Regions from separate parts of the Mus musculus genome. Here regions 2, 3, 4 and 5 are each linked to region 1. A link is a loop called in an ENCODE intact Hi-C map of the cell type or tissue named here. Cell type or tissue: left cerebral cortex. All regions are shown on one strand. Region 1 overlaps Opcml (opioid binding protein/cell adhesion molecule-like). Region 2 overlaps Opcml (opioid binding protein/cell adhesion molecule-like). Region 3 overlaps Opcml (opioid binding protein/cell adhesion molecule-like). Region 4 has its middle 18 kb from the start of Gm15521. Region 5 overlaps Opcml (opioid binding protein/cell adhesion molecule-like).

Region 1 (5,000 bases):
GGGGCATTGAGGTACATACATGTCATGGGAGAGATATTTCAATGCAAGGGAAAGACACTGGAAAATAGCTTTGATAAGATATTATAGGGCAGACATCTTTATAGTGTAAGGGTTCTCAGTTGTGGCTTTACTTGAAAAATGCTAGAACAGAGTTTCAAATGTCCACACTCATGGCCCACCCCAGAGATGTCTATTCCTTTAGTCTATGAAATTAAAATTAAAATTTTATTATCTAATTCATCCTGGGGGTGAAACTCAGGGCCTCCCTTATGTTTGGCATGAACTCTGCCCACCCTCAGTTCCAAGTGCTTATTTCAAATAATTTCTCAAGTACCTTCACTAGAAGAAGCCCAGGTTATCATCACCACGCAGAGGGTTTCTTCTGGGACCATACTTTCTCCAAGGTCTTTTCTTGCCCTCATTTTCCCAAACCAAAAGTACTGCCTCACACTGATGTAGCCCCTGATTTTGACAACTTTAACATTAACATACACAGGTTTGATGCATGCTTTGAAAGACCTGATAGCTGTCTTAATTCACAATTGCTAATTCACTTGATAGGGCAAGCTGCTGATAGTGGGTGTAGAGTACAGAAAACAACCAGGTCAATGTCAACATATTGTCCTTGGGAGTACCACTGTCCCCGGTGCTTTGATGAAATCCCACTACTCAGATTATTCACTGACAGAAGTTAGACCTCATGTGCCTTTTCTGAATGGATTATCTCAGACCTCCAAATAAAAATGCAGGGTAGTTTAGAAAAGACTTATTAAGTATAATCTGACATCAGCAAGCATGGATCAGCAACAGATTACTACGAAAAGGCAAGCAAACAAACAATAACAATAACAAAACAAACCACTGTGTTGGATTTACTGACTGCCTGAAACAAATTACCCAAAGTATAGACCTCAAAATATCCATGTGAACAGGGAAACAAAGCACACAGACGAGCAAAAGTGAGTCTCGAGGTGCTTATGATCCGTGAAGAAAGTATGGCTGGTGGTTGCAGTTGAAATGGCTTCGTAGATGCCAGCTGACCATGCCCAAACCCTTGGCTCACATCTGAATATGGTCATTGATTCAGACAGAGGACTCCTAGATACTTGTCATATCTAATCTAACAGAAAGGCACAGAACATTTTTAAGCCAACAGCTCATAATTGTAATGAAATGATTCCGGCCAAGAGGGCCCATTTGTAATAATGAATTCAAATCAGATTCATAGAAGGTATAATTCAACTATAAAGAATAGCACCTCCATTTTCCATATCATCTCTCTTCGAAAAGGCAAAATAACTCAGTATTAAAATAATTATTTTTACTTTCCAAGCAGCCCTATGAATAGTTACAGGGATGATAATATGGCCTCATTTATATAAAATGAGTTTTTATCTATACTGAAAACTTCAGTCTTCTGTAGCATGCTGTAGCACGTCACTTCCTAAGGTCTCTCAGCACAATCAAGGGCCTGTCAAAACAAAACTGATCTCCCACAGGAAGCAATTGTCCTCTCTGAGCTGGGGAAATTTTCACAGGGAATTGAGTGTGTACACAAGCTTAGGATATCTTGGCTTTACCTTCTGGTCTCTGCTCCTTGCCTGACTTTGTTCAGGATTTAGGAACTAAGAGGTCATGTGACCTGGAACAGACACCTTCAAGGGGGTTTACTAATTCTGATAGGTGTATCATTTAACTCGTTGATACATTCGGAACACTAACTTCCCAAGAAATAAACCCCTAATGAACTCTTTCAAGGAGTCATAAAAGTCATTTTACATAGAGCTATAAGGCTATAGGAAAATCTATAAGGCTATAGCACTACTCTTATCTAGCATGCATAAGGCCTTGAGTTTGATCCCCAGTATTGCAAAAAATGAAGAGGTAAAATGAATTGTAAGTTTTAGAAAACAAAAATACTACCAAAAACCATATGATAGATTTCCCTGAGGCCAAGACTGTGGGTTTCCCCTTACTGAGAACATGGCCTCTCAGTGAAACAACTGAGTACCTCGTCTTACTGATAAGAAAGGAACACAGCTCATAGAACAGATTAGTAGACAAGGAAAAAGAGAGAGGTTGAAAGCTGAGCTGCAGAAATCTGCATGGACTGTTTATGTTCTTTCAAGAAATGTTGAGGTAGTAGCAAGCTATTTTAGCATAGAGAATAGTAAGAATTAATGATGGTGGGAAGAAGTGAAGGAGACCATAGGTAACAAGAAAAGAGTGTCCGGTGGAGGCACCTTGTAAGATTAGAGCAATGGAAGAGAAGATTACACGAGGTAAAATCTGTAGAGGAGATCCAGAGAGTAATAGGTGGGCACAGGGATAGGTTTGTCTATAGCAGGGGAAAGGGGCAGAAGAGAGAAGAGAGACAAAATCAACATGGCTTGTGCTGACTTTTAAAAGTCAGCTACCACAACGGTCAGGTAAGCAGCAGCAGTCATAGTTGAACATACACATTGTTGTTTCCACAAAGCATGAAAAGCAACCATTCAGCTTTTCCTTTTTTATTCCCCTTTCCCATTACCAAGCCCAGCTGTTAAACATTAGAATTGAAGATCATGAAAACAGGCCAGTAGCTAATAAGAGAGAGAGAGAGAGAGAGAGAGAGAGAGAGAGAGAGATTGAAGCTTGAAGCTCGCCCTCTGCTGGTAGAACTGTCTTACTGCACCCAGAAGGCAGAAGCTCAAGTTTCTAAGTTTTTTATTTAATTTTCAGGGACAGGAAGGAGGAGGACAGCAGAATTTGTAAATTTATTAGTGATATCCCCCTTGTTTATGAAACAATTCATTGCCTCTAACAAAAGACTGAAAGAACAAGAGGTATTTGGCAGTGTTGAAACTCTTTTGCCACTACTACTACTATCCACATTTCCTGGGTTCACATACACTGCGGTTAGATGCTTTTGGCACCTTTGAACCACCAGTCCCCTGCAAAAGTGAAGTCCCACAAATCATACCTCAAAGAGCAGACCTGGAACTTTCCTTGAAGCAACACAATAAGGATAAGGCACTCTCATCCACTACAAGCTAAGGGGTGCTCAAAAGATGAGAAGCACTTGTAACTCATGCTGTCTTTAGGACCATGCAGGTCAAGAAGACAGGACTTTGGGATCTTTCACTAGCTGAAAAGATGATTTACCTACGAACCTCCCAAGGCAGAAGGGATCCAAATTTAACCCTAGGGTTCATGTGAAAAGATTTCTTCCTCTGGGAGATATCTGTGTGTGTTGGAAGGACTCCACAAGGAAAAGCACAGAGAACAGGAAGAAGGAAATCCCACCCTCAATATCTCCTTGTAGAAGCCAGGCATTCTGGCTGCAGAATCTGGGTCAGAATATTTTATTTTCACTATAACCATCAAAGTCATAGGCAGGGCAAACACATTCACCCTGTGTACACTGAGACATACTTAAGCTGGGATGTCCCTGAATCTGTCTCCTAGGACCAGAACTGCCTCATTAAAGGGATAAAAGATGATATCTGCTGAGCTCGTGGAAAGTGGTGGCTGCATTTTTATTAAAGTCTCTGCTGCAGCAGGCCCAGTCCCCAAAGGTTCATATTCCAAGCATCTCCACCCCTCTGCCTGGAGCATGGAAGTGATTCTCTGTAACTCATTAAGCTAAAACAAAAAGCTTCCCTATTGTGCTTCTCACACAGGAATGATGTCGGTGCATAAAAGCTACATGCTTGCTCTTCTTGGTCCCAGCCCATAAAAACACAAAGGCCTCATAATTTGCATCAGGGCCCAAGTGCACCGCACAGGGTTAGACTGAGGGGCTGTGTCTTCCTAAGACTCATAAAAAGTCGTGCCCTGGCACAGGAAATCTAAAGCCTTCAATTGTGAAATAGCCCCAACACACGCTGCCATCACAGATGGTTAGCTGAGGGCGATCCTGTGTCATCACATCCTCCTGGCCTGGAAGAAAAATCCAAGGGTATTTAGTTAACTACGCAGTGTCTCGTCCGGGTGTGAAACTTGCCATCCCATTGCTCCATGAATATATGACATCCCAAGTGTAGACTTTAACATTGCCTGTAAGACTGCAGACCAAAAGAGCACCAAATGACAAGGACGTCCAAGAAAGCTGGTATCAGCAAGCACACGACGCAACTGGCCAATTCTTGGGCCCGCAAAAGGCCCTTTGCATGCTTAAATGCCCCTCATTCTAGCTTCCTTTTCTCTCTCCCTCACCCCCTCCCCTTGAAGCCATGTGCAATGGGTTCTGTCCCCAGATGAAGGAAGGCTCCCTACCTGAGGGTGGCGCTCTCCCCCTGCCGGACCGTCACGTTGTCCATAGCTTTGGGAAAGGTGGCATCTCCGCTGCGCACCGGCACTCCTGTGGGTACAAGGAATAGCAGCCTGAGAGACACGACCACGAGGCACTTCCAGGGCAGGAACAGGTACCCACAGACCCCCATTCTCGACAGCCACAACTTCCCAGAACTCCTGCAGCGACAAGGTCCTTGTCCCTAGCCCTCTCAGAACAGCCGGAAGTGTTGAGGGGCGAAAGCACACAGAGAGCGAACCAGGAGCTGGGAGCGGGAGAAGGCAAGGCTGAGTCCAGGCTCTCCGGAGCCTAATAATTCTTCCTCGGCTTCAGCCTCAGCTTTCCAGCCTAGCAGAACCAGATGCCCCCTCCTGCATCCAAAAAAGAGCTTTCTCGACGCTCCCTGGGGCGGAGGGAGCCCGGGGGAGGGAGAGCACGAAAGAAGGAGCAGGGACGAAGGTCACAGATTGTGCGTTCTCTGCCTTTCTCGGTGAAGCTACTTTAAGATTCAGTTGGGCGCGTTCTGCAGAGGTCTGGCATCAAAAGTTTATAACCCAAAGAAGGCAAGTGTCTCTGACAGAAAGGAGATGTCATAAAAAATTGTTTTTAAAGCTCCTGATTTCAAGGAGAGGAGAAAATGTTTTATTAGATCACACACATGTTTGGATGGAGTTAGAAAACAGCCCCGAGTCTCGCATCTGGACCCCAAGGCGATAAAAAGTTCCAC
Region 2 (5,000 bases), 170 kb before region 1:
AATATTTGGAAAATTCAGACAGTAATATGGGGGGGGGGGGAGGTAGGAGACTAAAGAGCTGTGGTAGCTGTGAAGGGACAGTGTGATTCTATACCAGATTCAGAATGCCACAGAATGTTATAAAGAACAATCATGTTGAAAATTTTCTAATGACAACTGTGTATTAAGCGATAATATTATATCAAGATTAAATAGTGTGATTTTTTTTATAATTGTAAGAGAATAGTTTGCTGTTAGGAAATCAACACTGAATATTGAGAGAAAGGGCACAATGTCTTCAGCTAAATCTAAGATTGTGGCCAGAAGAATTTTGATTACTACACGTGCGACATGTTTGATCAATATCTATCTATCCATCTACTTATCCATTCATCCATCTCTCCATCCACAGAGACGATAATACTCGATCAGCCTTATAAGTGGATCTGGGATACACCCACAATTTTCTTTTTTAATGTATATGAAACTATGTCAAAGTGAAAAGTTGACAAGAAGTATATATTTTCAGACTGTCTATGGCTAGCAGGACAAGCATACATATTAGTTCACGTGATCTTTTTAAAGGGTCCCAAGTGGTGTGCAAGTGTGAGATTGTGCAGGTTAGTTAGGCAGGCCCTCATTTTCCACATGAATAAATGAAAGAGCCAATAAGTTGTGAGATTTGTCAGAGGTCAAGAGCTAATATTAGCACATGAATTCAGAAAGCCTGATTCTAAGTTAAGCATGCTTTAACAGCTCTCTTGATTGATTTCTGCTTGCCTTCCCCTTGATTGACGTGCCCAGTTACCTGGTACTCTGTGCTTGCCCTGTCAGTCATGCAGTCATGGTCTACTCAGTCTCCAAGGCATTTATGAATGGAGCCATATGCTTACTCAGAGTCCATTTCAACTTTCCCCATGTCTAATGTTAGGAGGCACACTGTCTCCTTTAGTTATGTATTTACTCAAACCCCTCACGGAAGGACATAATATGTGTAAGAAAGGATAGTTTCTGTTTCTTGGGAAACTAAGAAGAATAAGACTGAAAAGGGGGACCTGAAGTTTTACTAGGAATGGGAAAAAATGAAGTAGAGAAAGAAATCATAGAACTCTAGAAACATTTTATATTTATGTTGCTTCATAATTAAGAACCTTCACCCCTGTGACTGACTTTAATGAAATCCAAATTAGACTTCATCAGTGACAAGTACTGAGTTTTGGCTATATTAAAAGATACCAATTTCTAGGCAGGTGACCCATTCACAAAGAAAAGGCTCTCTTTCAAGGCAGTCAAATGAATGTATATTATAGGTTTGGATCTATTTACAGTACCTCTCATACCTCTCACTGTTCACAAAGCATCACTGATGTGGTTTTTTTTCCCTATAACAAATTAGCAGCACATTCTATTGAAGTCTATGTATGGACTTTTATTATATTTTTATATTATTATTATTATTATTATTTATTATTATTATTATTATTATTATTTTGTAACTATACTCTCCTCTCTTGAAGTTATTTAAGAGTCCTAAAGACCATCTATGATTCAGAACTTGAGAAGGATGCACCTGGAAGTCTCTCTCTATATAATATCAAACAAATGTGACATGGCAAGTCAGCTATCCATTCTTCAAACTGGGCTCTGTGGAAGCAAGGTGGAGGGAGGCACTGGGGGTTTTCATGTTAGAGGGCTTGCAAATTAAAAGCAGAGAGCTATGCACATGTATACTGCCTCCGTCTGATCATCCTTTTAGAAGAGAGGCAACTACTGAGTTGCTATGATTGGTTAACCATTTTGGATCTTAGAATGCTAGTGCTAGATTTATTCTGCATTCTGCTTTAACCTGGCAACCGAGAAAATGCCAACGCAAGCCAATGCCTTTTAAAATGGGAAGCCACGATTATTTACCTTCTCCTTCAACAACTGCCTCATAAATAAAAGAAGAAAACCGGAGCACACACCTGCTCTGGACATCTGCCTGGCCCTTACTCAGGAGTCCTGCCTTTCTGAGTGATGGCCCTAGGTTTTTCACTGCTGAGCCATGCCAAGCCCACATGTGGGGGCAGCAGGGAGCAGCCAATGGAGAAAGTGGGGCAGCAATGAAAGCAGCATTTTATTTGATAAAATTGTAAAGAGCGGCTTGTGCTGTGGAGAAAGAATCTCCGAGTAATAAATGTCGGGTTTATGAACAATTGAGCCTCTTTATTCCTGACTGGAGTTGCTCTTTAAGGTCAACACCAAAAGTGCTCCCTTGAGGGGCCAGGCTGTTTTGCTGAGTGGGTTTGTGGCAGCTGTTATCGCACTGGAGATGGGTGTGGGGAGAGCTTCGCCCAGTGTTATTGGGGTCTACAGAAAAAGATGTGATAAATGTACTGAATGGGGAACTATCTAGGCATTTTCACAGTTTTTGATTAGAGTCACAATGTATGACCATTTAATGCTAGATCCCCAGAAACCCAAGAGAAATACATTTCCTTTACCACAGGCTTCCTCTCTCATAGTGGAATCCACCTTCCAAATGTTAAATGCAAACCAAAACAGACAAACACATACAAACAAAATCACTGCCTGCTGCACCTCAAGATCTTTCCTGTGGGTGTTAAAAAGTGTGAATTTGAAATATAAATCCTCAATGTGTAACTGGGATTGGAAAATTAATGAAAACACCAGCATGTGCACTATGTGTGTATCCAACACTGAGCAAGCACATGACCTTGATTTAGCAGTCAAAGTACGGCTGGGGTTCCATTTGCCTGTTTGCCCCACCCTCAGAAATGACAAGCCACGCCTGCTTTCCTGCAAGGGGAGCTGAGCTTGAGCTCACAAAGCTGCAGGTTCTAACATTAAGCTAATGCAGAGAGCTCACTCTTTTCATTTTAAGCCAGGTTCTCTTGTACCAGTTGCCAATGTGGCCATTTTGAAAGCAGTTCCAAGGAAATTACTATACCCTGTGGCAGCTCAAGTAGGGTCTGCCACTACATAAATAAGTCTGTGGAAATGACAATAACAAGGAAAGACACACAGAGAAGAAGAGGATAGAAGGACTTAGGAGATGAATGACCGATGCAACAGGAAATGGAGATGATGAGACTTCCTGACAGTGAACTTGTTTTTCCTAGAGTTACCATAGCAGGATTGTGATAGACAATATGTCTAGACTTAACCCTTTAATCTCTACATGTCTTCATTGTGGCTAGCTGCCACTTCTTGATATCCTTGGTACAAGGAGTCCTGATCACAGGGAGGCTCAGTATCATAATCCCAAGAACCAGAGAATTGCCATCTGGAAGAGTAACCAACTTTAACCTTGAAGGCAACTGAAAATAACCTTTCTCCACTGATCCCTGTGTTGACATGGAAAAAGAGGTTATTTAGAGCATATTTCAAAACTATCAGGGTCTTGGGAGATATCCATCTCAGAAGAGAGTGGCACTTAACCAACAAAGCTTTGATATCTACAGAACGCATCTCCCCCCATCTGCTGAGTGCTAAGTTTCCAGTTCCTTGCACGATGGGGAAGCATAAATAGGGCCAAGAAGGTAACAAGCCTCATCGCAGGATGCTCAGAAACAGAAAGTGGAAAGGCCACGTCTGTAATAAATCAATTAGTCCATAATTCAACAAGAAAAATGCAGTTTAATGTACCAATGGTTCTTATTACTGGCTCTGGAGCCATAAAAAGGCACCAGTGAGAAACAGAGGAGGTGCAATTAATCCCATTGTCTTCCTCTGAACACTCTCATCCCTGTAAAAGTTTGTGTGAGACCTTTCACATAGACTACATTTTCTGCCTATGCCCTATTTCCCAGTAAATCTGCGAAACTCCATCAATTAACAATAACAAAATGGAAATCTAATTCTCCAAAAGGCCACATAAAAAGTCAATGAAAACTCGCAGTGTCTCAACTCCAAGCTCTATTTTATGCTTCTCTAGCTTTCAGGTTGTGATTCTTCACCAGAACCCATGTCTCATCAAGGTGACTCTTCAGGCAAGAGTTTTCTGCTGTAATAATAAATAGGGGTGACATCTCACATCTATTTAACAGCACATGAGATAGACACTAGCACGCTGCTTCTTATAAATGGAGCATGGCTGGGCTCAGCTCAGCGGAATGTGGAAGCAGCCAGAATAGAGGACAGGAATAGGATCTCTGCTTCTGTATTCCACCCACCCCCCCACCCCACCTCTATGCCCAGACCTCTCCTTGGCATGCCAGCGTTCCATTCAAGGGTAGATGGCATTTTCTAGGATACTGATTCTTAGGTCTGAAAGGCCTTTGCTGTTTTGCTAGGCATTGGCATACTGGGGGAAATAAGATACTACCCCGAATTCACTCCTCTGCCACTGGACCCAGCAAAAATAGGAAGAAATTACTAGCAAGCACTATTTTCGCCTAAGCCCTTCTCCAGAATACTAAGAACCTTATTATCAAAGCTCTAAGATCTAAAAGCATAACCTAATTGCAACCAGTCTGGAAAGAACATGAAAAAAAGTCACAAGTGCTGTTCAGCATGCCATGGTGATTAATAGTCAGATATGTGCTGGGAAAGAGCCACTCCAACAATTTAGAAAATCCAGCCTTTGACTTCCAATGGAAAAACTTCTGGGGCTAGGCAACATCTGCTATCCCACCTACACACCCACCCACTCACCCACCGAGAAGGTTATGCATATGGGGTAGGTGATCCCTGTTACCCCACCCCCCAGGATGGTGTGTGTGCTGTGGTCCCCAAGTGAGGAGTACCGACTGTAAACTTCTTTAGCCTTTCTATTCCTAAACAGTAGGAGTCCATCCACTAGTTCATTACACTGAGGTTTTTATTTTTCAGAAAATGACTCTACTGCTTAAATCAAATGCTGCAAGGCACTGTGGGATAGTGGTTGTTTAACATTTCAAAAATAGCCCCTAAAGATAGTCCCCATGACATTAGATAACTTGCTACAGATGTCTGCAAAGGGTGGGAAGCAGCTTTGGCCCCACAGTGACATCTGATCAAAGCCCCAGTTCCCTTTCCTT
Region 3 (5,000 bases), 330 kb before region 1:
TTGTTGTTTTTTTACATTAGATGTTTTCTTTATTTTTTATTGGATATTTTCTTTATTTCCATTTCAAATGTTATCCCCTTTCCCAGTTTCCCTCCCTCCCAGAAAAAACCCTATCCCATCCTCCCTACCCCTGCTTCTATAAGAGTATTCTTCCACCCACCCACCCACCGACCCACTACCACATCCCAGCCCTCCATTTCCCTATTTTGGGGCATCTATTGAGCCTTCATAGGACCAAGGACCTATCCTTCCATTGATGCATGACAAGGCCATCCTCTGCTATATATGCAGCTGGAGCCATGTGTATTCCTTTGTTGATGGCATAGTCCCTGAGAGTTCTAGGGGTCTGGTTGGTTGATATTGTTGATCTTCCTCTAGGGTTGCAAACCCCTTCAACTCCTTCAGTCCTTTCTCTAACTCCTCTATTAGAGCCCCACACTTTGTCCAATGGTTGGCTGCTAACATGCACCTCTGTATTTGTAAAGCTCTCGCAGGGCCTCTCAGAAGACAGCCATAACAGGCTCCTTTCAGCATGCACTTCTTGGCATCCACAATAGTGTCTGCGTTTGGTACATGGGATGAATCCCCAGGTAGAACAGTCTCTGGATAGCCTTTCCTTCAGTCTCTGCTCTATACTTTATCTCCATATTTGCTCCTGTGAGTATTTTGTTCTTCTTCTAAAAAGGACCAAAGCGTGCACAATTTGGTTTTTCTTCTTCTTGAGCTTCATGTGGTCTGTGAATTGTACTCTGGTTATTTAGAGCATTTGGGCTAGTATCCACTTATCAATGAGTGCAAACTATGTGTTTCCTTTGGTGATTGGGTTCCCTCATTCAGGATGATATTCTCTAGTTCTATCCATTTACCTTAGAATTTCATAAAGTCATTGTTTCTAATAGCTGAGTAGTACTCCATTGTGTAAGTGTACCACATTTTCTGTAACCATTCTTCTGTTGAAGGACATCTGGGTTCTTTCTAGCTCCTGGCTATGATAAGGCTGCTATAAATATAGTGGAGCATGTGTCCTTATTACATGTTGGAGAATCTTCTGGGTCTATGCCCAGGAGTGGTATAGCTGGGTCCTCAGATAGTACTAAGTCCAATCTGCTGAGGAACTGCCAAACTGATTTCCAGAGTGGTTGTATCAGCTTGCAATCCCATCAGCAATGGAAGAGTATTCTTCTTTCTCCTCATCCTCACCAACATCTGCTGTCAGTTGACTTTTTGATTTTAGCCATTCTGACTGGGGTAAGATATAATTTCAAGGTTGATATTCTCTTTATTTATATTTTAAATGTTATCCTCTTTACTGGTTTTCCCTCCAAAAAAAAAAAAAAAACCCTATCTCCTCCTCCCTCCCCCTGCTTACCAATCTGCCCACTCCCCAGCTTCCTGGTCCTGGCATTCCCCTACATTGGACCACTGAGCCTTCACAGGACCAAGGGCCTCTCCTCTCACTGATGACCAACAAGGCCATCTTGTGCTACATGTGTGGCTGGAGCCATGGGTCTTTCCATATGTACTCTTTAGTTGATGGTTTAGTCCCTGGGAGCTCTGGGGGTACTGGTTGGTTCATATTGTTGTTCCTCCTATGGGGCTACAAACCCCTTCAGCTCCTTGGATCATTTCTATAGCTCTTTCATTGGGGGCCCTGTGCTCAGTCAAATGGTTGGCTGAGAGAATCCACCTCTGTATTTGTCAGGCTCTGACAGAGCCTCTCAGGAGGCAGCTATATCAGGCTTCTGTCAGCAAGCACTTGTTGGCATCCACAATCGTGTCCTGGTTTGGTGATTGTACATGGAATGGATCCCCAGATGGGGTAGTCTCTGGATGGTCATTCCTTCAGTCTCTGCTCCACACTTTGCCTCTGTGTCTCCTCCCATGAGTATTTTGTTCCCTGAAGTACAATGGAGTCATCCTCTTCTTGTCTTTAAATGAAAAATTGCAGAGATTTCCACATACAGTCCCCAAAGAAAAGGAGGCTTGTTCAAGCCATTAGACAGGCTCAAGGGAGGGGAAGGCACAGGCCTGAAGTTTATAGGCTCAGTGTTGAACTCTCTTGAACCACTGTAGCCCCCTGATTCTCAGAAGCATCTAAGAAACAAGATGGAGTTGGGATGTGCTCAGCATGTGAATCTTTATTACAAACCAGCATCCAGAATAACTGTGCAGAGCCCACGAGAAGTAATCTCTGTGCACATGCACTTAAGCAGAGCTTTGAGTCCTGGTGTTACATAAGATGAAAATGTTCTGAAGACTGCTGCACACCAATGATCTGGAATAGTCCTTACACACATAAAGAGTGAAGAGTGGAAGGGCAAGGCAAGCCATGTTAGCTTCCATATACAGAGTCTCTTCGGTTTCTGAGATGATGAGTTTGCTTTACTGAATTAATATGAAGTGGAGTGCAGGAAGTTCTTCATTAGAGCAAATTCATCTTCCAAATCATCTTTTCCCTAGGCTAAAAATAAAGTGTATTTCACCTCCTATGTGCACCAACTGACAAAGAAGTGTCAGCAACCTTGCGATATGGTGTATAACAACATGGAGGCGATTTGAATTAAAATCTAGTTTTAATTCAAAGAGGACAATACGTGTTCCATTAAGTGGGCAAACTTCAGAATAGATAAACACCTAGCTTGTTGTTTTTACCCAACAGGTAAATTGCTTAGTGCTTAAGTGCATATCATACTTGATAATTCTAGGTAACATACCACCTTTATACTTAGTTGGGATTCTGTCAAGAGTTGTTGAATCAACAGTTACCTTAGTCAATCTTTTTTTTCTTCAATTGTCAGATATAATTTATATGCCTGGTAAAATACTTAAGCAAGATAATAATCAAAAATTTAATCAGGGGCCTAATCATGAGGCTATCATTTGGGCAGCACTAACTACCATGTGAGATAGAATCCTGTGGGCACAGTTGAAGCAATTCCTTCTCCTCCCCTCCCTTTATCCCATAACTCTTCCTCCTTTGAGATGGGACCCCAACCCTGCCTCCAGCTCTCTTCACAGCTGTCATTCTGAAGTACACTTAGGGAAAGGTCTCAGCTTGAAACTCCACCTTTAAGCCAATGCTTTAGTTCCTATGGTTTTTTATTTTTTATTTTTCTAGAACGGCTACTTTAAGCTAATCTGTCATTTTATATTTATTTATTTGTAGTTTGTATCTGTGAGTGTTTTGTCTGCAGGTATGTATGTAATACATGCTGCCCATGGAGGCCAAAAGAGGGCATCACATCTTGTAGAAGTGGAATTATAGAGGCCTGTGAACCACTATGCACATGCTGGGAACAAAACTCTCCAGTCCTCCGCCAAAGCAGCTATGCTTGCTCTTATGATATACCACCTCTCTAGCCTCTAAACTTTTGTTAGCCCCCTTAGAGATGGAATCAACCTGTCAAAGTCTGTAGCCTGTTTAGAAAATTTGACTATTACACAAAGTAGCCACTCCCATTTGCTTCATGCTATGGATCACCAAACTACCATTCATTTCAAAAAAGATAATTGAAGACTGTGTGATGAAATGAAGCCCCCCAGTGCAGAGAAGGACTTCATCAGTGCTGGTCATTGTGTTTTTAGGAAGAGACATAGTGCCATGCACAGGTTGATAATCCTAGCACATATTGGCTCATGGAGAGAGAACTTTCAAGTGCCGAGGCAACTAAGCTTTCCCTGACAAGGACCAATGTGAGCACTAATTTCTCTGCATTTTAAGTCTCTTTACATAGCACTCTTTTCTGTGCATGGGGTGAGTGGGCAGGGCCATCTGTTCACATATAAACACCCAAAGAAAAAGTGTTGCATTTTGTTTGCACACCACAGAGGTACACTCATGTTGCCACAGTTTCCTATTGTAATGAAGGCCCCTGATCATAAATATTCCATGCATTCTCCATTCCCTTCAGGCTCTGAGTCATGTCTGTTCAGAAAGACAGTGTTCTCACAGGCTGCCACTCACAGCCATTGTGAGAGACAGACACTTCAGTCTCCACTAGGCAAGTGTTTATGGAATTCACAAACAGAAGCCGGCTTTTCAGAAACACACATCTCAGCTGAGCCTCCTGCACAGATGTCAGATTTCTGCAGAAGCCTCCCGGAGGCTCAGAGAGCCTACAATGGACTATTTTTAGTTCTGATAATTAATATTGGAGGAGAAAGGGAGGAGGATGAAAATGTAGCTCCAGCAAAAAAGGCAATTACCATCTATCCCATATATTGTCACCTATGAGATGTGTTGGTTTCAAAGAAATAATAAAGAGAAATGCGCATGAACCCATTGCTTTCTGTATCACACCTCCCATGAAGTGGATGTTTAATTCTTCCCTTTCTGAATTCTGGAAATAGCTTGGTCTCATAAGTTAACACTTGCAGCTAGGGCTGTGCCAGCCTGCATTTTACTATGACAAAGACTGTGTCTGTTTCCCAATGTTGAAAAATAAGAGCTCGCTTCTCTCACACATTCCCAGTGAATTGGGATCAACAACTGTCAAAAAGAAAGCCATGGTCAGGGTCCTCCCATTCCTCCTAACTGGTCCCAGAGTCTCATTTTAAACCATTCTTCCAATCCCTTACCACTTCACTCAAATTTGTAGTTCTTATGCAGATCTCTCCATTGCCCGTCAAATCCCTTAAGAAAAGATACTTTTGTACCTATTAATGAAAACCCAGTCCATGATGATTCATAAAACAACATGACGCCTCTGTTGCCAGGAAACTCTGGGAAGGGTAGTAGGAACCACCATAGTGCCAGCAAATGTCTGTGCAGCAAGCACCTTGCTAGGGCTAGTCTACATTAGTGCTGAAGCTTAGGAGAGTGGAGAGCTGCTACAAGGAGTGACCAGCCACAGTGAGGTGGTTTATCAAGTGAAGGTACTTGCTGCCTACACCGATGACTTGAGTTTGATTCTCAGAACCTACGAGGTAGAAGAAAAGCCAAATCCATTTCTGTTAGTGTCACTTTGAGCAAAACACATGTTGACACCTGTGTCTGAGAG
Region 4 (5,000 bases), 1.2 Mb before region 1:
GTCCTGAGAGTATTCATGGTGCAACAAGGACAGCTCAGCCAACAGCACCAGGATGGGTGTGACTGCTGAGAATATTGTTGGGTTAGTCAGCTGACACCACCTGTAGCTGCCAGAGCTAGACAATTGCTGTGCTGTTTCTCTTGCTAGTCACCAGTCTCTGGGCTCTGCTCTTGCGCTCCCCTGGTCATGCACCTCTTTGGTATCATGCTCACACCCACAAACGCCTTTACACTTGCTGGTCTCCTTGTGATGTTCCATGTCCTAACAGCAAGATAATTTCTTCCTTGTAGCTCACAGGCTTATCACCAATTGTCCCTTATCAGAAATGTCTTCCACTCTCCACGTGTAGAGGAAACTACATGATGTCCCATCTCTCTCCTTGATTTACTGTCTTTTCCTTGGCATATACAGTACCTAGCACATTATACATTTACTTGTTTTTATCTGTTTAGTGTAATCCCACTCAACACATACATAAGTTCCAGACAGAGTTAATTTCATCTAGAATATAGAGGATTGGCACAGAGAAAACCCTCAATGCAAGCATTTTTAATCTAGTCACAGCATCAGGAGTAACAGGTCTGCTTTGTGGCCATCTGTTGTGACTCTGGATCAGCACGTCTGTCTGTGTCTGGCTCCCAATAGTTTATCATAGCCAGGGAAAGGGCCAAGTAAGATGCTTCTTAGCCAGTAGTGGATGGGAACTTTGGGCCACAGAGACGCCCCAGGCCTTGCTTGTGTCTTATCAGGAATTCTTTGTCCCCTTTGTACACATACAAGAACCCAACCCCACTTGGGTACAACCTCAAGGCTGGCCTGGAGCTGTGAATGAAAATGGGGTCAATTTTAAAAAAGAACTCCTTTGATGTTTTCAAAGGTATGGAATCATTTCTATCCTCTTTGGAGAACCACTTAGCTGTGTGTTGGAGGTTGGGGAAGGTTCCAAGTGCCAGAGAAGCTAATTAGAGACAATTACAGCCCAGGTACACCTGCCCCTGTAGGACGGTAGGATGCAGAAACCAGCAGGCTGAGTGGTGGTTGGGTCAGAGGGTGTCGGAGGTGGAGCCAGGGCCAGAAGGCATTTTATAGCTCGAGAGGACAACCAGATGCTTGGCCAGTACGGACTCGGCCTGAGGAGGGTGTGTTCCTTCTGTGGGCATCTATTGGGACAGGCATTACCTCTGGCATTGCTTTAAACAATAATTTTCTTAGGTCAAAATTTCAAGAGGAGTGAAAATTGTAACTGGGTGAAACATGACGCCATGTGAATAAGGGTATGCCTGTGGTCAGATGCTAATCTTGGTGCATTGTTGATCCACTAGGAATACATATACAGATAGTGTGTGTAGGGGTGTGTGTGTTCTGCCTTCCTCAGGCCCCCTTCTTATTTATTCCAAGCGTTTTAATATAGCACCTTGCCCTCTTTCAACTTGGGTTTCTGGGAAGGGGACAAAGGCCAGCTCCATCCCCTTAGTGACCTTATGAGGGTTACACAGAGCCTAAGGTTTGCATCCTGCTGTGATTGTTAACTTTCAGCGTCTGGACTGAAAAGATGCTTGCTCTCAGGACCAGCACCCAGACAGCGACTGGCCTTTGTTACACATTCTCTGTAATCGAAATGTCCCTCTGTGCCTCTCTGCTTCCTGGGTGTGGCAGCATCCTGCACAGAGCCTGACTTGAATGAGTAAATGCTAACCAGCACTGGGATGAGTCTTGGGGCTGCATGGCTGTGGGTGAGAACTCAAAGATGAATAGGTAAGGAACTTTATTAAAGGTCGGGGCCACTGGAAGAGAGGGACCAAAGGCCACAGGGAAGACATGGCCTTCAGGCTGTGATATCTTGCCCTTTCCTTTGCCGCTGATTCATGGGTGGTCCTCAGGTCCCTGCACGTCCTCCATTCCCCTACAGATTTCCATGTGGTGCCAAATGCACTCTAGCAAAGCAATCAAGTGAACATATCTTTAAAAGAAAACTCATTTACTAAGCAGGCCTCTGGAGTACTTGATGGAATAGCCCTCCTCTGGATGGAAATAGTGGTGTAATGGCCTCCCCGGGGTTATTATTGCACTGACATTACAGCAGGCTAATAAACCCCAGAGGGGTGCGATGCATACTGCCAGGCGGTCTCACATCTGGATAAGGGAGTCTGCAGATGCAGGCCTCCAACCTTGCCTGCAGATCCTCAGATTTGTCACTAGAGGGCACCCTTACCCCCCTGTAGGGAAGACACTGCCTAGGATGAAAGCCCAACTCCTTAAAATGAAAATGAGGGTTCTCAGACAGACAGGCAGGCAGACAGGCAGGCAATCAGGGAAAGCAGCTTCCCTTTTCCTCTTGGTACCCGGGCTACATTTGTAAAATGATTTGCAAAGCAGAGTTGGACAGAGGGGCGCAGCTCAGATCACTAAGTCAGAAACCAGCATGTAGGTGATTCTTCTTAAAAGTCCTAGATCAATGCTTTCAGATCCCATCAGATGTGTCGTTTTCTCTGTTGGAGAAGTCTGAGAGTTGAGCTCTAAATTGGCGAAGGCAACACCGGTGGTCCTAGCACCTCTCTTCCACCGGTTTCTCTGGGGCTATGCTGCAGGGCTGTGTAGGAGTTCCATGCTCCTTGTCTTTCTGGAGTTTTCCCATAGTTTTCAGGAGGGCTCAGTTCATGCTGTGAAAGAAATGTGGGTGGGTGCAGGTGATACTTGTAGGGGGATATCAGCTTCTCCCTGGGTTTGGAGATCCAAGTTGTTTGTCTCCCTGTCAGACCAAATGGCTGCATTCTGAATTGAAACATGGCCGCCAGTGTCAAGGGGCAGTACTCGGATCTAAAGGACTGAGCAAAGATTTTCTTGGGACATCTAAACCACTGTCCTGTTCTGCAACATACACTTTTAGTTGGTTCACTATTTGAGTTTTAAAATGAATTTAGTTAGTTTTCGTTTTACACCAGCCTTGTCTTTGCTTAAAAACAAACCCTGGCCGATGAATTAGATGTTTGCTGAACCAAGTCCCCAGCAGAGGAAGGGAGGGCATACCAGTGAGGCTGTTCTACCCTGAACTATTTATGCTGCATTTGAGAAGTGAGCTTTCCTTTCTCATATGGATCTAGGTCATAGTGAAAGGTAGGAAATGAGTGGCCTCCATTACCAGGTGCAGACACAGGCGGCTGGGGACTTTGCACTGGCCCTGTGTAGTTTGAGCCCTGAGAAACACAGCCATCTCTAAAGTCTTGGATGGTTAAGGATCCCAGAGAAGGCACAGGGCGTTGGGAAATGGTGGACCCAGAATTTGTAGCCTTTCTAATTCTAGCACGGGACAGTTATTCTGTTAGCCTAAGTCTCGTGGTTTTTAATTCAAAGACCAGCTCAGCTCTTGGGAGAGACTTCTAAGATTTATCTCGTAGAATTCAATTTCCCTGCAAATGTTGCTTTTGCCCTTCATCCCCCTGAAGGCACACGTTCCCTGACAGATCTGAACACACTTGAGGTGACAGCCACCAGGAGGAGCAGGCCTCCAGAGGGATTGGTTGGCTAATGCCTCAGGCCAGGGGCATTTGGGCCTTGCCTTAGTTTTCTTCTCTTTTGCTAAGCCACAAGCTAAGGCTCCTTCACGGCTCTGCCTCCATGATGAAGCACCCCATTTGGAAAACATCTCTGTTTCTAGAGGCACCATGGGCATCTACTTCCAGGCTTCTCCCCATCATCTTATTACAGTGATGTTCTGCCTGCCACAGAGGTGAGAATGAGAGAGGGGCAACGTGGGAGAAATAGAAAAGTCATTAGACTTGCCAGCACCTTATGCTCTGGCTTTCCTTCAGATCACAAAATCTAACAGAGTGAAACTAAAAATAGCTCTGGGCTACTGACAGCCTGGTCCGTGCAGGCTCATGTGCTATGAACCTGACTCTGTCTTTCACGGCCCCCTCATCGGTCTTCTAAGTAGATGACATTCTTGCTCCATTTTGCTGATGTGGAAACTGAGGCATAGACAGAGAAGTTGGTTTGTTCCTAGACATCCTTCAACAGATCAGGGCTGCATGGATAAGCTGTAACCACTTCTCTTGGCTGGGTGCAATGTCAGAACCCACTAGACTGCTCCAATATGGCCCAGAAGATGGATGGTACCTTGGCACAGGATCAGGTCCCATTGTGTTCCCAGTGCCTAGAGAGATAAAGGAAATCCACTCTACTGCTTCTTAGTGGTCAATGATGACATATGAGAAGCCAAGGCAGACAATTTAAGGTCAACAAGGGTGACACGAACTCGGGGTTTTCTGTGCCCCACACATTTGTCCCACCATCCCTTCCCCCAGCCCAGGCATGTGGGAAGACTAAGTGCCTGAGTCAAGGCTACACCACCTTTCTCATGGTAGCTGGCACTCTGCCCTAGGTTACCCCTTCCCACACTTACCATCTGCCAGCTCTCCAGAGAAACTTTGTAATAAAAGAGATTTTTCAGATTTAGTAGAAAAATATCATCTTTTGGTCACATGTCTATTTCCCAGGACAGATAGATTTTCATTTCCATTTATACATTTGTCACTCTGCTTTGCATACAACGATCCTGCACTCTGGCACTACGCTGTTTGTAGTCAATGCCGGCAGAGGCGATATCCACCTGTGAGTCCTGTGAGTTAGACTCTGCTGATGCTGTTTTACAATGAGAGGGCGTGTTCAGAAAGTGGGGCCATCATATGTCTTTTCTCTGAGTGTATTCCAGGGCCTTTGTGTTTGTAGAACTTGACAGAGGAGCACCCAGAGCTCCCCAAAGAGGCCTTGATTCTGGGTGGTTAGAGAAGTTGGAAAGAGAGGCTCCCTGGTGGAGTTAACACAAACACACACACACCATCTGAGCTATAAAGAAAATTCTGCAAGTTCTAGAAGTCCAGGGTAGCGTCTTTTCAGAGGGATGCAGAGAAGTGTGTCCCTGAAAAGATCAGAATGACACACAGCAACCCCGGAGGAGCTGCCAGACAAAGATCAGTTGCCATCCACCTGGTAGAGGAAGT
Region 5 (5,000 bases), 340 kb before region 1:
GAAGTTGAGGCCAACTTCAGTGGATAGCTCAGTGCTCACATGGGTGGCAATCATCTACCAAGAGACTTGCTATGAGCTCCCTTCCTAACGTTTCCTGTTTAAACTTTTTGAGTGAAACCTGGATTTGCAGATCAGAGCTCTCTATGTTGCACAGAGGTGTGCATTCTACAGGTGCCACCCTTACGCAGGATTTGTTACAGAAAGTGACAATCACAAGGAAGATCTAGACTATTGGATGTACACAGATGACAAAAGCACAGCCTAGAAAACCCATTGGAGTTTAAGAGAAGCTGAGGGTGAGCAGGCATGGAATGCACCTAACCTACAGAGCATCCTGTAGCACTGTCATACCATCTACTAGAGAATGTCAATGTCTTTCTTCCATTATCCTGAAGGCAAAGGACACTGGGGTGGCTGCTGCAATATTATATCTTGAGGAGAAGCTCAAATGGCACATCACTAACTTGAGAAAATTTGAAAATTCAAAGTTTGACATCTGGTTTCTTTTGACTATGGATTAGTTTCAAACTACTGTGTGTTTAGAACATCCTGAGTTGTACCGTCATTAAGTGATGATGTAATTCTACATGCTTTCTGTCATACTGTATGTGCCTAGAGTGTGGTAAGTACACTCACTACTTATCACTACTGATACTATTTTATCAACCATATCAATGACTATTCTGTTGTAGATGTGGAACATACATCAACAAATGAAACAGTCCTTCCTCTGAAGTAGCTTACATGCCCATAAAGTTCTAGGTAACAGGAGGCCAACAGGTGAAAGAGAACGACTACATTTCCAGTGATGGTGCAACTAAGGAGATGGAAGAGTGTGCAGAAGCCTGTAGTATCTGAGGGCTGGGTGGGAGAAACAGCCTGGCTACAGGACTGTGCAAAATTCTAGGACAGGGTTTCAGGCTGACTGAAGCAGACTTCATAGGTTTGACAAGGAAAAGAGCTTATTGGTCCAAGGATCAGCAGGAACATTTGTGAGCCTCAACTGGTATCTTCAGAGATGGAGACAGTGAGGACAGAATGGAGAAAGAAGCAGGGAAGGGTTACTCAGTGCTGTATTTTGTATTCCATGGTGTGGAAGATATGCTTCATTCATTTAAATAGATAAACTTGAGGATTACTGCTGTATACAGTATCAAATAATCAGTTAAATAGCTATGATAAATAATGGATTGTTGATGGTTGTCCTGGATCTACAAACAACTAATGTTAGAAGAGGGAAAACGTTATCAAATGGGACACACGTTTATAACAGTTAACCTGCAAGAAAATGTGGAAGAGCTAGTGGTGATCCCAGTGGAGAGATCTTGGTGGTGTTCCCAGCATAAATACATGTAGTCTCATTGACCTTTCTCCTAGCAGGTGTGGAGAGAGATCAGCACTCTCAATGAGGAGTAAGGTGGGTAGGATAGGCATTTCTTCACTGATGCCCACTGCTTCCCACTGGTTAGTCTACAGAACTGAGTGAGTAAATGCAAGCTTACCAGCTATCTGATATATTTTTACATTTAACATTAAAAGAATGTATTAAAATGACACTCTTTAAAGTCATAAGCACTAAAATCAATGAAACAAGTTAGATAATATTCAAATAGCATTGTTCACTTGCAAGTTCTCCCCAAATATTTTAAAATGAGCATAGCCAGCTCTGGAATAAGACGTAGGAATGTTGTAACTTTGCTGTGTTACTGTTAAATTATCAACATACTCAAGTGGATTCATAATTGGATAGTTAATCAAGGAGCTGATTATAAAATTACCATTTGGGTAGCCCTAACAACTGTGTGTGAAGAACCCCCTTGTAGTCACAGTCATAAGGCATCTCTTTCTGCCATTCCCCTCTGTGCCTCTGCCTTCTCCCGGAGCCTGGTCCTGCCTACAGCTTTCCTCACAGTTGTCATTCTGTGTCATGCTTAAATAAATGTCTCACCTTGAAGCTCTGCCCTCGGACAATGCCATTTAGTAATATAATCCTACCCCACCCCACCCCTACACACAGACCCTAAACTGATGTTATTATAGTTTGAATCCTAAACTTTCCTAAGAAACTCATACATTGAAGCTTGACCCCTGGCGTAGGGGTTCTCATAGTTGTGTGCTGGAAGATCTGACTTCATGGCTGGTTTGTTGCATTTATGAATTCTGTAGGGGAAATGGTTGAAACTTCAGAAGCCCAGCCTAGGAAGAAGCAGACCATGGTCGGCATATCCTCAGTCCCTTCCTTCCATTCTTTGCTTCCTACCATCAGGAAGTTTTGCTGGGTTACATGTTTCTGCATGGCTCTCACCAGATGCCCCCCAAAAGAAACACCAAGGACAGGTGACCACACATTGAAACTTCTGGAACTATGGCACTTATGAAACTTATAGCACATTTTAAATCGAATTTCTCAGCCAATTAGTCAGAATGACAAAAATTCGACAAACACAATTATTAAAATCCCCATGCAATAAGAGATTGAAGAAAAATATAGTAAGGACTTTAAGAACAAAATGTGTAACAGTATTTATATATTTAGAAGTATATTGATTGAGATTCTTCCAGAGTTTAAAAATATAATTATGCTTTATATGAAACACTTTATATATAATTATATATATACTTTTTAATTACTTGTATATGTGGATCTGTATGGTCAGGACATGCGCATGTGAATGACGTGCCCCTGGAGTCCAGAAGAGGGAGCCAGATCTCTTAGAGCTGGAGTTTTAGGCAGTAGTGAGCTATCCACTCCAGTGCTGACAAACAAACCCCTGTTCTCTGTAAGAGCAGTGTGTGCTCCTAACATCTAAGCTGTCTCTCTTTGGTAAGGATTTTCTTGAGTGGAAATTTCTTTTTCTTTTTTTTTTTGTTGTTATTATTCTGTGTGTGCTTGTGTCTGTGCATGCAATTGTGCATACATGTGTGTATACATGTTTATGTGTATATGTGAGCACCTGTGTGTGTGTGTGTGTGTGTGTGTGTGTGTGTGTGTGTGTGTGTGTGCGCATATATGCTCCGGTGTGTTCAGAGGTATGCTTTGTGACATGGTACATGTATGAATGTCAGAAGACTGAATTGGTTTTCTCCTTCCACTATAAGATCCAGGGGATCAAACTTACACCATCAGGCATCCACAATAAGCACCTACACCTCCCGTCTCACTAGGCCACCATGTCTGTACATTTCTAATTCTGAAAAGTTGTCTATTAAACATAGTCACTTTAGAAAGCCTAATGAATATAGGGTATAGGGACACCAAAGGTGTCAGGAACAGAGAAAGGTTGGTTCTGTGTCCAAAGGGATGGGCTAATCTGGCTCTGAGATTCCGTTGGTCAAGAGTTAATATATAATCTAATTATCTATATATCTACATAAATACCTATTATGTATTGTGTCAACAATAGAGACACAGTCTAAGCTGCTCAAAGTGGGAAGAGTAGTAGCTCTGTCTTCATGGGCTCTTGTTTAAGATGCATATCAGCACAGTTTCAAGAAAAAAATAAAGATCTGCTATGTCACCATGTGATCATGTATATCGAAGGTTGGTTCTGTAGCTGCTGTTGGGTAAATCCTATTTTAGGATTTAGGATTTACCAATAAATGTTAGCTACTATAAACAGGCATGCATACACACACACACACACACACACACACACACACATACACGCCATACACACTAAGAGGCTTCTAACTACTGCTAACTATGCTCTTTGCATAGAGTTCAAACAACTAATTGGTCATTTTTTTCAATTGCCTGCTTATTCCACAATAACAGGTCTGTGTGAAATTCTCAGAAGGCCAATCATAACTATATGTAAAAAGAGAATAATCCCAGTTGTCAATTTATCTCAAAATATGCAGCTGTTTTACAGCTGAATCCCAAGTCCTTGGTGCTCCTTAAAGGCACACCAGGATGGAACATACCATTTGTCTACCAGATTCTCTAGCCTCTGGTTCAAACCTGCTGTTCTATTACAAGATGTCCACATAGAATGTAAAATTAAATTAATATATTTTAGAAGTCCTTGAAATTGCCAGAGTAATTTTTTTTTTGCCTGCATTCAAAAATACAACTTTCTATAAAAATGATCAGTGTTTTTGTCTGACCCGAATGGCTGCTGCTGCTGGTGGTGAGAATCGCTTCAATTTGAAATTTGTGCAGGTTGTAGGGGAGCTGAGAAAGAATCATTTCAGAGAAGTGGAGGAGGATGTGGAGGAGGAGGAGGAGGGGAAAACACATATTGAGAGCATGATCCAAGGCAGGGAGGGCTTTAAAACATTAATTAAATATACCACAGGCTAGGCAAGCAATAAAATCTATATTTTTTAAAAAAGATAGTGGAATGGAATGGGCTCAGCTTCACCTAAGGAGTGTGCCTTCATCCCAATGTATGAAAATCTAGGAGAAGTTATTATCAAACAGATGGTTCTCTTTAACACCTGCCTGTATTATGGCCCATTTCCCACTTCTTTTTTCTTTTCTTTTTCCCTCCTTTTGCCGAATTGCAAGATTCTATCAGTAAAGACTCTGAAGGTTTTGAAACCTATTTCAGCTCTGGGAGCTGCCCATAGACAATCAAGTACAGAGCTGGAAAGGTAAAGGAATTTGGGGGAGATGGAGCATGCATTTATTTGATAGTCTTCAAGAACTAGCTAGCATCTGTACACCCAGAATAAAACACATTTTCTTCCATGACATTTAAAGGTCTTGAAGGAAATTAACACTAGTACTTGGGCTGTTAAGGCTTTGGGCATCAATAGGACAGAGCAGAGGCATCGGCCACAGAGAGTTTGAATTGGTTTGCTCGCTTTACTATGTCTTTCTTACCTGTGCTTATGTTATTTCTCTGTGGTGATAATGAAAGATGGATCCACTAAAAGCAATGGTGCATAGTTTCAATGCCTGTCCTCTAAGACCATGTATAGAAAATTACATCAGCAATGCAGCTAATGTGACAGATGGGCCTTATGGGGAAGTGTTTAAATCACAGGGATTCCAT

The links. A loop is a pair of places that touch in the nucleus more often than their neighbours do. Peaks named below come from ENCODE experiments on the same cell type or tissue, not always from the same donor. Only the 100,000 strongest peaks of a DNase experiment are listed, where the experiment ranks them.
Region 2: a loop joins it to region 1, with 3 times the contacts of the local background. A loop is called at or near these places in 2 of 42 quality-filtered maps.
Region 3: it touches region 1 in a loop (2.9-fold over the local background); 10 of 42 quality-filtered maps call a loop at or near these places.
Region 4: a loop joins it to region 1, with 7 times the contacts of the local background. A loop is called at or near these places in 3 of 42 quality-filtered maps.
Region 5: a loop joins it to region 1, with 2.3 times the contacts of the local background. A loop is called at or near these places in 9 of 42 quality-filtered maps.

The regions. Positions count from the first base shown.
Region 1 is chr9:28,403,670-28,408,669 of GRCm38, reverse strand. Opcml (opioid binding protein/cell adhesion molecule-like) reads right to left here. Exons shown (of 8, transcript NM_177906.5): 2 at 4,258-4,342. Among named protein-coding and RNA genes, the nearest start is that of Gm39313, 10 kb to the right of the region's middle. In left cerebral cortex, CTCF peaks have their summits at 2,668 (motif pointing left) and 4,256; DNase peaks (open chromatin) are centred at 3,654, 3,966, 4,283, 4,724 and 2 more places; H3K4me3 peaks cover 2,725 bases; H3K27ac peaks cover 2,889 bases.
Region 2 is chr9:28,569,599-28,574,598 of GRCm38, reverse strand. The region is part of intron 2 of Opcml (opioid binding protein/cell adhesion molecule-like); the gene reads right to left. Among named protein-coding and RNA genes, the nearest start is that of Gm39313, 180 kb to the right of the region's middle. In left cerebral cortex, a CTCF peak has its summit at 2,037; DNase peaks (open chromatin) are centred at 2,027, 4,138 and 4,616; H3K27ac peaks cover 3,146 bases.
Region 3 is chr9:28,737,536-28,742,535 of GRCm38, reverse strand. All of the region lies in intron 3 of Opcml (opioid binding protein/cell adhesion molecule-like), which reads right to left. Among named protein-coding and RNA genes, the nearest start is that of Gm15520, 300 kb to the left of the region's middle. In left cerebral cortex, no CTCF peak of the experiment used is centred here; DNase peaks (open chromatin) are centred at 2,242, 3,860, 4,348 and 4,693; H3K27ac peaks cover 1,713 bases.
Region 4 is chr9:29,648,040-29,653,039 of GRCm38, reverse strand. It overlaps a transcript of Ntm not described here. Among named protein-coding and RNA genes, the nearest start is that of Gm15521, 18 kb to the right of the region's middle. In left cerebral cortex, a CTCF peak has its summit at 2,198 (motif pointing right); a DNase peak (open chromatin) is centred at 2,204.
Region 5 is chr9:28,746,811-28,751,810 of GRCm38, reverse strand. All of the region lies in intron 3 of Opcml (opioid binding protein/cell adhesion molecule-like), which reads right to left. Among named protein-coding and RNA genes, the nearest start is that of Gm15520, 290 kb to the left of the region's middle. In left cerebral cortex, a CTCF peak has its summit at 2,679 (motif pointing right); DNase peaks (open chromatin) are centred at 2,699 and 4,278; H3K27ac peaks cover 356 bases.